2 separate regions of the Homo sapiens genome follow, and region 1 is linked to region 2. Evidence: chromatin contacts called from ENCODE Hi-C or POLR2A ChIA-PET data. All regions are on one chromosome and are shown on one strand. The core of a region is the stretch at or near the end of the contact, and the rest is flanking DNA. Distances in the headings are between cores, read along the strand shown. Region 1 has its middle 110 kb from the start of GLUD2. Region 2 has its middle 84 kb from the start of CT47B1.

The links. Hi-C counts contacts between places; a loop is a spot of excess contacts on that map. ChIA-PET counts read pairs that join two places held with the same protein, here RNA polymerase II (POLR2A). Pooled maps may share reads with other maps.
Region 1: a loop to region 2 is called in a map with no recorded cell type, with 5 times the contacts of the local background. The contact joins two enhancer-like sites. A Hi-C loop is called at or near these places in 5 of 37 single-sample maps with no recorded cell type and 12 of 50 pooled maps. POLR2A ChIA-PET finds 5 or more read pairs at or near these places in 2 of 52 experiments (activated B cell and activated naive CD8-positive, alpha-beta T cell).

Annotation. Positions count from the first base shown.
Region 1 is chrX:121,159,872-121,164,842 of GRCh38, forward strand. No RefSeq gene overlaps it. Among named protein-coding and RNA genes, the nearest start is that of GLUD2, 110 kb to the left of the region's middle. RefSeq lists an enhancer at 1,505-1,754. Within about 2 kb of position 1,705, at least 2 of the 41 ENCODE cell types and tissues checked have a DNase peak (open chromatin) inside an H3K27ac peak, as active enhancers do.
Region 2 is chrX:120,788,928-120,794,275 of GRCh38, forward strand. No RefSeq gene overlaps it. Among named protein-coding and RNA genes, the nearest start is that of CT47B1, 84 kb to the right of the region's middle. Within about 2 kb of position 2,469, at least 4 of the 41 ENCODE cell types and tissues checked have a DNase peak (open chromatin) inside an H3K27ac peak, as active enhancers do.

The sequences.
Region 1 (4,971 bases), core at 455-2,954, 370 kb after region 2:
ATCCGTGTAAACTTTGTAGGTTTTGAGTTAACCTGAGCCAACGTTTTATATCAGCTTGATGTTCTTTATGTTATAAATTATGTATGTATTTACATATGTATGTGCATGTATCCAAATTTTTGGGGGGTGGGGGATAATTTTTATAACTCAGTTGTTCTGTATTTCATGGAATAAAACAGCTGGAGGTTAGGGGTGCTGGTGAGGAGGATGTGGAGTCACATCTTAAATATCTATATTTTTATTCTCCAAGTTCCTTCTGGCTTAGTGCTATCAAGAGGCTTACATTATGGGGTACATTTTTATTAATAGGAATAGTACCAGTGTTTCTCAAAATCTGGCCCTCCTTGAAAATCTGCCACAGAATTCACCCAGACAGGTACCTGCTTGGGCTGAAATCAGAGACCATATAGCAGCTGCCTGTTTAATAAGCTAAACACGAGATTCAGATACATGCTTAGATTTGAGGACTACTTAAGTTAACAAAAGATTAAGAGCCAAGAAATGGATTTTTGAATTTTAAAAAGGTGAAAAATGGCAGATAATAAAGCTATTAAAAGGAGTTTTGAAAAGCCTAGGAAACTTGAACTTTTGGATATTTTTCTTTTAATTTGGCAAGATAGGAATTTTTCAGTCAAAAAGAAAATTTTGTGGTAGAAGGACCTTCACATCTTGAAATAGTCTTTCTCCTTTTTTCCCCCCTCTCTCTAGAAATCTGACCTATTCCTAAAGGCTCATCTTCTCTTACATGTTCCATGACCACTCTAGTCAATGAAAATTACCTTGGTTTTTAGAGTTGCCTTCTCTTATATTTGACATTCAGCCCTAGGGCCTCTTTTATTTTTAACTTGCCTACAGTGGAGACTTCACCTTTTAATTAGGATTTACGAGCTTCATGCCTGTTGATATGGTCTCTCCAACTATCCATGTTTATCACCCAGTAGGAGCCAAATAAATGCTTGCAGTGTGCATGAGAGTATTTCAGAGGACATAATGCAACTTTGCTTGAGGAACATGAATACCGAAGCTGTGTTGAGGGAAAGTGAACTTAAAACACATGGTTATATTCACTAAAATAGTCAAATATTGAAAAAAGTAGTGTGCAGAGTTCTCTTTCTCCCCAATAGTTTTTAAAGAAATGTGGTGAACCAAAATTCTTTATTTTCATTTATGAGAAATAAACCCATTTCCATAACTCACCGTTCATTTCAACACTTTCTTTCAATTTCACCTATGACTCAGACTTGGTTTATTTCTGGCAGCACGTTGTCTTTTAACTGAGAAGTGAAAAGAACTCAGAACAATGACTTTCCAACTCCTCTAGTCCTTCTATAATAGTCCTTAAGTGCTGAGAGATAGTCGTTTGTGTGTTCGCAGATTACATCATCCATTATACTGGCCCTGTCTTGGGATCCTTTTCTTCCTTTTGGAATTTGATAACTGACTTTCTTTAATTTCATTTGTAGAAATGCATCTTACCCATTTATCCCTTCCCCCTCATTCTCCCTTTGAAGCCATAGTGTCCCTGATTTTAGTGTGGGGGACTAGGGGTGGGTGGGAATTGATGCCTGCCTGGGGGTTTTTAAGTACCAGAAGCAACATTATTTCTATATTTTTTGTTCTGCCACTGAAAATGCCTCAGCCCACACATAACTAGTTCTGGTTCTCTTCCTGTTCCTCCGCCTACAGCATCCTCCCGCTCCTCTTCAGATGTCTTCCCCCCTTCACAGCAGGCCACTTTCCTTCACAGTTCCAGAATGGTTTCATTCATCACTGTCACAGTCCCTGTCAATAGTAAACTCTGCCATCTTATCTATGGCCACCAGTAAATGAGTTTGCATTTAACATTTTAAAGAGTTTTCTTTGTTTCTGACATTCTCCACCCACTGATACTTGTACTTATGCGGCTTGCTGTCACCTTTTTTTTCCTGCCAGTTGGTTGGCAGGAACCAATCTCCCCCAGAAAATGCAAGAGGATTGTCCTGTCACTCAGAAAATCTTTCTAATCTTAATCTGACATTGGTTACAAGTGCTCACGTTCTTCTTTGGGTGAGAAAGACAGACTTAGGAAGAGGAACAATTTGAGAATTTGGCAGAGGTAGCTGAAAGTTGCAAATGATTAAATTGGACACTGGGAAATTTTGGATTTGACTTCCTGCCCTGGGCTGACCTGCTGTCAGTTCTGTGTAAATTACTTAGTCTATTTGTGTCCTTTTCTGTGCTATGGGGATGATGTTAATTTCTAAATTGGGATGGGAGGTAGGTAATGGATACCACAATTTGAACTATTAAAGTATCAACAATAATATTGTTTGTTGAAAGCTTGCTATGTGAAAAGGTGCTAGGTGATTTGTACCCACGATGTCTACTTCTCAAGACAACATTGAGCAACTTGGGGCCCAGAGTAATTCAGTGTCTTGCTCAAGATCACACAGCCCCAGCTTGTACGCAGTGGAACAAGAATTTGAACATAGATCTGTCTGGTTCCAGAGTTCGCACATGTATGATGACTTTGTTACATAAGACCAGAGTAGTACTGAGCACAATTGGGTGTTCTCAGTGATTTGTGTCTCGCCCTGCCTTGGTCTCCTTCAGGATATCAACTGATGTTGGGTTTGTGTGTGACTAATAGTGTCAGTGTTTGAATTTCAGTTCGGCCATTTGCCAGCTACATAACTTTGGGCAAGTTATTTAGTCACTCTGTGCCTATTATCCACATCTATAAAATGGGCTGATAAAGGATGATAAAAACATTTACCCCATAGATTTGTTGTGAGTCTTGACAAGTAAACACATATAAACAACTTTTGTTTAACATATTGTAACCCCTCAACGATCGTTATCTATCATCATTCTCAGCTGCAGCATTATTTCCCTACAGTGCTTCTCTGCAGACCTGTTCTGACTGGCTGTTCGACCATGCTCCAGATGGATTCTTCCTTTTATCCGTGTGTGTGTGTGTGTGTGTGTGTGTGTGTGTGTGTGTGTGTAACAACTTGTTCAGTTTTTTTTTTTTTTTAATATTAGAGCCCCACTCTCTACCTTCCAAGGTGACTGACCCTTCCAGGATAAATTAACTCATTCTGTGATATTAGTAGTAGATGATTTATTCTTGACTAGAATTTCTGTTGACATGATTCTTTAACCCCAAGACGTAAAATCATTTAGTGCAGATTGCAGGGATGGGGTGGGTTGGGTTGTGGTGTAGTTTGGACTATAGCACGTTTTCTTCAAATAGAGCAGGGCCACTTTTTTCTCTTTTATGCATACATTCAATTTCCTGGTAAATTTTTTATTTGAATGATAATAATAGCAAGCACCTACATAATACTTAACTTTATGCCAGATATTGTTCTCAACACCTCATATTATCTCCTTTAATTCTTTTTTGTCTTTTTTCTTTTCTTTTTTTTGCGACAGAGTTTCACTCTTGTTGCCCACGCTGGAGTGCAATGGCACAATCTTGGCTCACCGCAACCTCCGCCTCCCGGGTTCAAGCAATTCTCCTGCCTCAGCCTCCCGAGTAGCTGGGATTACAGGCATGTGCCACCACACCTGGCTAATTTTGTATTTTTAGTAGAGATGGGGTTTCTCCATGTTGGTCAGGCTGGTCTCGAACTCTTAACCTCAGGTGATCCACCCGCCTCGGCCTCCCAAAGTGCCAGGATTATAGGCATGAGCCACCGCGCCTGGCCTATATCCTTTAATTCTCAAAAAACCTGTGGGGTAGATGTTCTTATCCTCATTTTCCATAAGTTAAAACACAGAGAGGTTAAGTAACTTGTTCAAGATTGCACAGCTAGGAAGTGGTAAAACTGGGATTTGAGCTCAGACAGTGCCCTTAACTAGTACAGTATATTGAATCTAACTGAAGAAAGGGTTGCCCGGGCATTTTGGTAAGTTTGAAAACCACTTATATTTATATTGGAAATTTAGGGCACAAACCTGTGCAAAGGTTGGGTGATGTCAGAAAGGTGTCAGCCTGAGATTGTAGTTTTGATTTTTTCAACATTTCTATATTTTTAATTGTTCCAACATTTTATTTACTTTTTAGTAACTGACCTGTAATTTTCAAACACTTCTCACCATCAGGTGGTAGAAGACAGTTGTAAGTCATGTGATTCATAAAGCTTCAAGCAGATATCAAAATGCCTACATATGTCTTTTTTTAATTTCAACTTTTATTTTAGATACAGGGATACATGTGCAGGTTTGTTACATGGGAAGATTGCGTGATGCTGAGGTTTGGAGTATGGATCCCACCACCCGGGTAGTGAGCATAATATCTGGTAAGTAGTTTTTTTTTAACTCACCCCTCCTCCCTCCACTCTCCAGTAGTCCACAGTGTCTATTGGTCCCATATTTATGTCCATGTGTGCTAAATATTTAGCTCCCACTTCTAAGTGAGAACGTGTGGTATTTGGTTTTCTGTTCCTGCATTAATTTGCTTAGGATTATGGCCTCCAGTTCCATCCATGTTGCTGCAAAAGACATTATTCCATTTTTTTAATAATTACATGGTATTGCATGGTACATATATACTGCATTTTCTTTATCCAATCTACCATTGATGGGCACCTGGGTTGATTCCGTTTCTTTGCTATTGTGAATAGTGCAGCGATACATATACAAGTGCATGTGTCTTTTTGATAAGAATGATCTATTTTTCTTTGGGTATATACCCAGTAATAGGATTGTTGGGTTGAATGGTAGCTCTGTTTTAAGTTCTTTGAGAAATTTCTGATACATACGTCTTTTATTTAAAATATTCTATTTATTAACATAAGAAGCTCTTAATAATATGGACCTTAATGTTTTCAGAACTCCTTATGGAACAAAATCAACGTGTCTGATAAATAATCTCTAAAAACCATGTCATACAGAAAAATGGTTGAAAGAGTAAGGTTGTTTCACCTACAGTGAGAAGGCTTATGGAGATGAGATAACTGTCTTTAAATATTTAAGCATCAAAAT
Region 2 (5,348 bases), core at 1,219-3,718:
CACCTCAACCCCACAACATTCTTAAGCTCCTCCTTTCCTTAGCAAAGTGGCAACAGGACAAGTTTAGCAGTGGCCCTCTAAGGCAGATGCTCCATGCCCTCTTCAGAAATCTCCTGGCAATATTTTCATTCCAGGGAATATTTATGAAGTACTCACTTGTGTTTCAACCTCCATGGTTTGATTTTTGTTTTAGAAACCCAGCTAATTCTTCCGGGGGAAAAAAAGGTCCCAGTTTAAAATTCTGATGCCTTTGGTAAGTTGTCCACAGAAGAGAGAAATTTCGTTAATGATCTACCCACCTTGCTCTCAGGTATGCCTCCCATGTTTCAAGGTTCCCTATGTACCTTTAATTTTGATAATAATTAGGAAGCTTGTAAGCATTATCAGGAAGCAACTGTGTGCCCTGGTTGGGGGAGGGTGAATACATCTGGGCATTAAGTAACTGGCCCTCAATCTCTCTGAATGACATTTCAGTGCATTTTTTAAGGATCAATTTTCATACTTCATTGTGGTGGCTGATTCTGGTATGCTGGACAGAAAGGTTTATGATGCCCAATGGGTTAATCAGCTTTGACCAAATCTTTCTTGAAGTACTAAAATGGAGTGTAGCTCTCATCCACAGCAGCTTTCTCCCTCTGCTCATTAGTTCATGTCGGGACTTTAATAGTACAAAGCAAAAGAAAGAGGGTGTGTGTTTGCGTGTCCCCATTTGCCTTTTCCCTCTATACTCACCAGCTGAGAGTAATTTATTTGTTTCCACAAGGGGAAATGTGGAGATAAATGCCTCAATGATTAAAGTCCTGGCCTATAAGTTGGAAAACCTTGGTTCTAGAACTAGCATCACCTGTGACTTTCTTTATGACCTTGGATTTATTAGCTAGATTTTTCTGGGCCTTTGTGTCCTTTCTGTAAAATAGGATGGTCTTGATCATCCCATTTCACAGGGTTGTTGAATACCTAATGAGATAATATACCTGGTCATGCTTTGGAAACTCATTAGTGTTTTATGGATATAAGAAATGATTATTATACTCAACAAATTCTGATTAGATATTCTGCGTTTTTTCTCATGCCCTATTTAATAACAATCTTATAACTTAAAGAATCAAAATATAAATTAAATAACTCTGTATATTTTACAGAGGTAAAACTTAAATTACGGGTTAAGAATTTTCAAAGGGCCAAAGAAGAAAAAGCCTCCAATAAAAAGCACAAGGGAATTTATTTTTGTCTAGTTGACTGGTCTTTCAGAAATAAAAAAGAAGCCATTTCAGAACTGACCAGTAGATGTCAGTGTTTGACAAGCACATAGCTGTTTGCTGAGGCTCCCGTATTAGCATCTGGCTCCATTTCAGCTAGCAAGTTTCTCTGCAAAGGAGAGGGAGTTTGTGTAACTGAAGCAAAGATTTTGCTTTCTCACTTCTCGCCCTGTCTTGCGGAAAACAGCATGATGCTTTGGGTAAGTCGTCGTTATCTTCACTTTCAGTGATTCCCTTTATAGATCTGCAGTCTGCTGAGAAGTTTAAAACACAAAATTAAACATGTGCTTAGCTCCCTGAAGGCCACATACTTGTTTTTCTTCACAAAGGTGCTTTTCCTTTTCCAGACCCACCTTCCCTTCATCCTACCCTTTGTGTAATATTAATCAAATATAGCCAGGAAATACTGCTGTTTGGGGACCAGGTTCCAAAGCTCTTGAAACAAGGATTTTATTTTTTGCTGCAGAGTGACACTTGCTCTGATTTCAGATGAAATTGCCATTTTCTAAAAATGGCAGCTACTTGGTGTGTCATTTTTCAAAAGAAAATGTGATCACATTGTAGCTGCGCTAAGCAGCCTCTTTCAGTCCTCTTTCGTTTTACACTTTTACTGGAAGGCTTTGAAAGAGGCAATGCAATTAGGTTCCAGTTGTCTCTGTTGAACTCAGAGATGCTCACCTTTTCCTGGGGAAGATGAATTCTTGTTATGTTGGTTTCTTATCGCATCCTGGATTAGGGAGGAAATGTGCAGCGAATTCAGACTAGGGATGGTGATAAAATCAACTGAGCTCTTTGAAAAGGCCACCCGCCTTGGGTTTCTGGAATTCAGACTTGTGGGGCTTTTACTCTTGAACAATTTTTAAGGATTGGGTAGTCAGGTTTTCTTTTCTTTTTCTTTCTTTCCTTCTTTCTTTTTCTTCTTCTTCTTTTTTTTTTTTTTTTTTTTTTTGGTGCCTGTGTTGCCCTTTATAAGCAGCCAGCTCAGATGCATTTAGAGACCATTTTTGTGGAATGATTTGGAACTGCAATCTCCCCTCCTTGGTTTGCTCTCATCCTTTTTGCATTTCTATTGGCCAAATGGAATGAAATAGTTCAATGTCATAAAGTCAGAGGTGGCTTTAGGCTTTGGGCACACTTTCTGAAGACCAATGGAGGTGGTCTGGGTGTGACAACGCCTACCAGTGTGGAGTAGTGCCCTGCTGCAGCATTCTTAGTGGCTGCTGGCCAAGAACTGGCCTTGTCCTGGGAAATGAGTCATCAGACATAAGCAGCTTGTTCTTGGAGGCAGAGCTGGCATTGGTTTCAAGGTCCTCTTGCATTTGGTGCACATCTGCTACTGCTTCACTGTGTCTCAACCTCCCTGGGTCCCCTCTCAGCAGTGTTCATAGTCTTGGAGGAAGAAACGTTCCCCCATTTCCCAGAAGGCTGATTTTCCATCACCTTGCCACTTCCCAACTCATTCCAGAGAACTTATCCCTCCTCAACTCCTGAAGGACCCTTTTTTTTTTTTTTTTTTTTTTGAGATGGAGTCTCACTCTGTCACCCAGGCTGCTGGAGTGCAGTGGCATGATCTTGGCTCACTGCACCCTCCACCTACGAGGTTCAAGCGATTCTCCTGCCTCAGCCTCCTGAATAGCTGAGATTACAGTTGCGCGCCACCACACTGGCTAATTTTTGTATTTTTAGTAGAGAACGGGTTTCACCATGTTGGTCAGGCTGGTCTCGAACTCCTGACCTCATGATCCACCCACCTCAGCCTCCCAAAGTGCTGGGATTACAGTCATGAGCCACCATGCACAGCCAAGGACCTTGTTTCCATACATAAAGAGGTTGAAGGTCTGGACCTTTTAGTCTGACACCTTCAACCTCTTCCTTACCTTGATGCTTCCCCTCTGCTTTCCTGCAAGTGAGGTAGTTAAGAGCAATAGTTTTGGAGGCCAACATACCATAGCCACTTGCTACCTGTCTGACATTAGGCAAGATCCTTTATTTCTCTGAGCCTCAGTTTCTTTGTTATTATTTTTTGTTTTATTTTAAATGAACAAATAACAATTGTATATATTGTATATTTATAGGACACAATGTGATATTTTTATACATGTTAATATTGTGAAATGATTAAATCATGCCTATTAACAAATCAGTCACCTCATATACTTTTTTTGTGGTGAAAACATTTCAAACCTATTCTTTTAGAAATTTTGAAGTATACGATGTGTTATTATTTATTATAGTCACCATTTGGTACAATTGATTACTAGCAATACCTACCTTGCTGTGTTTTGTGATTAGTAAATGAAGTACTATATGTAAGGCAACTAGCACTTTGTAGGAGCAAAGTAATCTATAGCTGCTGCTGTTAATTTTGTTGTTATTACTATTCTACTTGTTGCCGGCCTGCTCTCATCTCACTCTCCTCCCTTTAACTGTTCAATATTTTGAATGACTAGGTTATCCTTATATTCATTTACATTTACCATTTACTCACTATCCATTCCCTCTTGTTTTGGCAATTATATTTTAAATTCCAAAGGTTCTTCTTGTTCTCTGTTTTTTTGCTTGTAATATCTTGTCCATATTTTATTTCATTTTTTTTTTGAGGCAGAGTTTCGCTTTTGTTGTCCTGGCTGGAGTGCAATGGTGAGATCTTGGCTCACTGCAACCTCCACCTCCCAGGTTCAAGCAATTCTTCTGCCTCAGCCTCCTGAGTAGTTGGGATTACAGACACCTGCCACCACGCCCAGCTAATTTTTTGTATTTTTAGTAGAGATGGGGTTTCACTATGTTGGCCAGGCTGGTCTCGAACTCCGGACCTCAGGCCATCCACCCGCCTTGGCCTCTCAAAGTGCTGGGATTACAGGCGTGAGCCACTGTGCCCAGCCTATCTTGTCAATATTTCATAGATGCAAAGATCATTTCAAACTAGTCTGAAGAAAATAATTAGAATTTAAAAAAATCTCCATTGTTCCTAGAATTATTTTTATTCTAGGGTCTTTTTATGTTTTCTGCTTGTTTCTGTTTGCTCAATTATCCTCTCTTCTCTGATTATTGACATTTTATCTACTTTTTCTAGGTCCAGTTCAAATGACATATCCACTATGATGTCATCCTTAATCCCCATAGTTGGAAGCAAATACTCCCTTCTCTTCTTCACTTCTATAACCCCTGGTTTGCACTTTTTTTTTTATTACATAGCACCATATATTGTATAGTTAAATGTTTGTTTTTGTGTTTCAGTTTGACATTCTCCTTGGAATATAAATTCCTGAGGTCCAGGACTGTGCTATACATGCCAACCACTCTGTGTGTGTTCAGTACTGGGCTCCCTGCCTTTGTAGGGACACAGAAGGATCTTGCTGGCCATCAATACAGTGTGAGAATCATGAAACTTAAGTAAGAATGTCCAGTAGATCAAAGATTGAAGTAGTAGAGAACACAGTGGATCTTTTCTATAAATCTTTGCAAGTTGGCCTTGGGTTGAGACGAGTAAAGTGGAGACTTGCCTGAAGTGAGAGCTGGACATGACTTTTTGTGATTCTATAGAGACAATGGCTGTGGGCCCTGTGAGACTGCATTGCTGGGATACCCTGTCCCCCTGTAGCAAATGGCCAATAGCTTCAAAGTAGATGTGTGTCAGCATGGAGCTAAGTTTGGTTTCAGTAGTGGGTTTGGACTGTGTCAGGATTTCTTCAGGGGGGATTAACTCATGTCTGAATATTTTAGCCCAAACTTCTCAGCAGGAAATTCCTTCACAGTAAACATCATGTTACAAATGAAAAGGTTGTCTCTCTTTTTGTCCAAAGCCTGTCAATCTCACACATATAATACAAGGTCAAGGCGAAGGCTTGACTGATCTGACCAGTAAAGATACAATGAACCACTTTTAGATTTAGACAGTTTATTATTTACATAGACAGCTGAAAGCAGAATAAGCCTTAAAGTGCCAGATCCCTGTGATCCTTGTCCCATACGCTACAAAGGATGACATGGAAAGAAAAGAGGCTGGATGACTGCATTGCACACTGTGGGATACCCCATTGCTGAGGAGCCTATTCCAGGGTGCCTCCAAGCAGTTTTATGTTCTGTAGC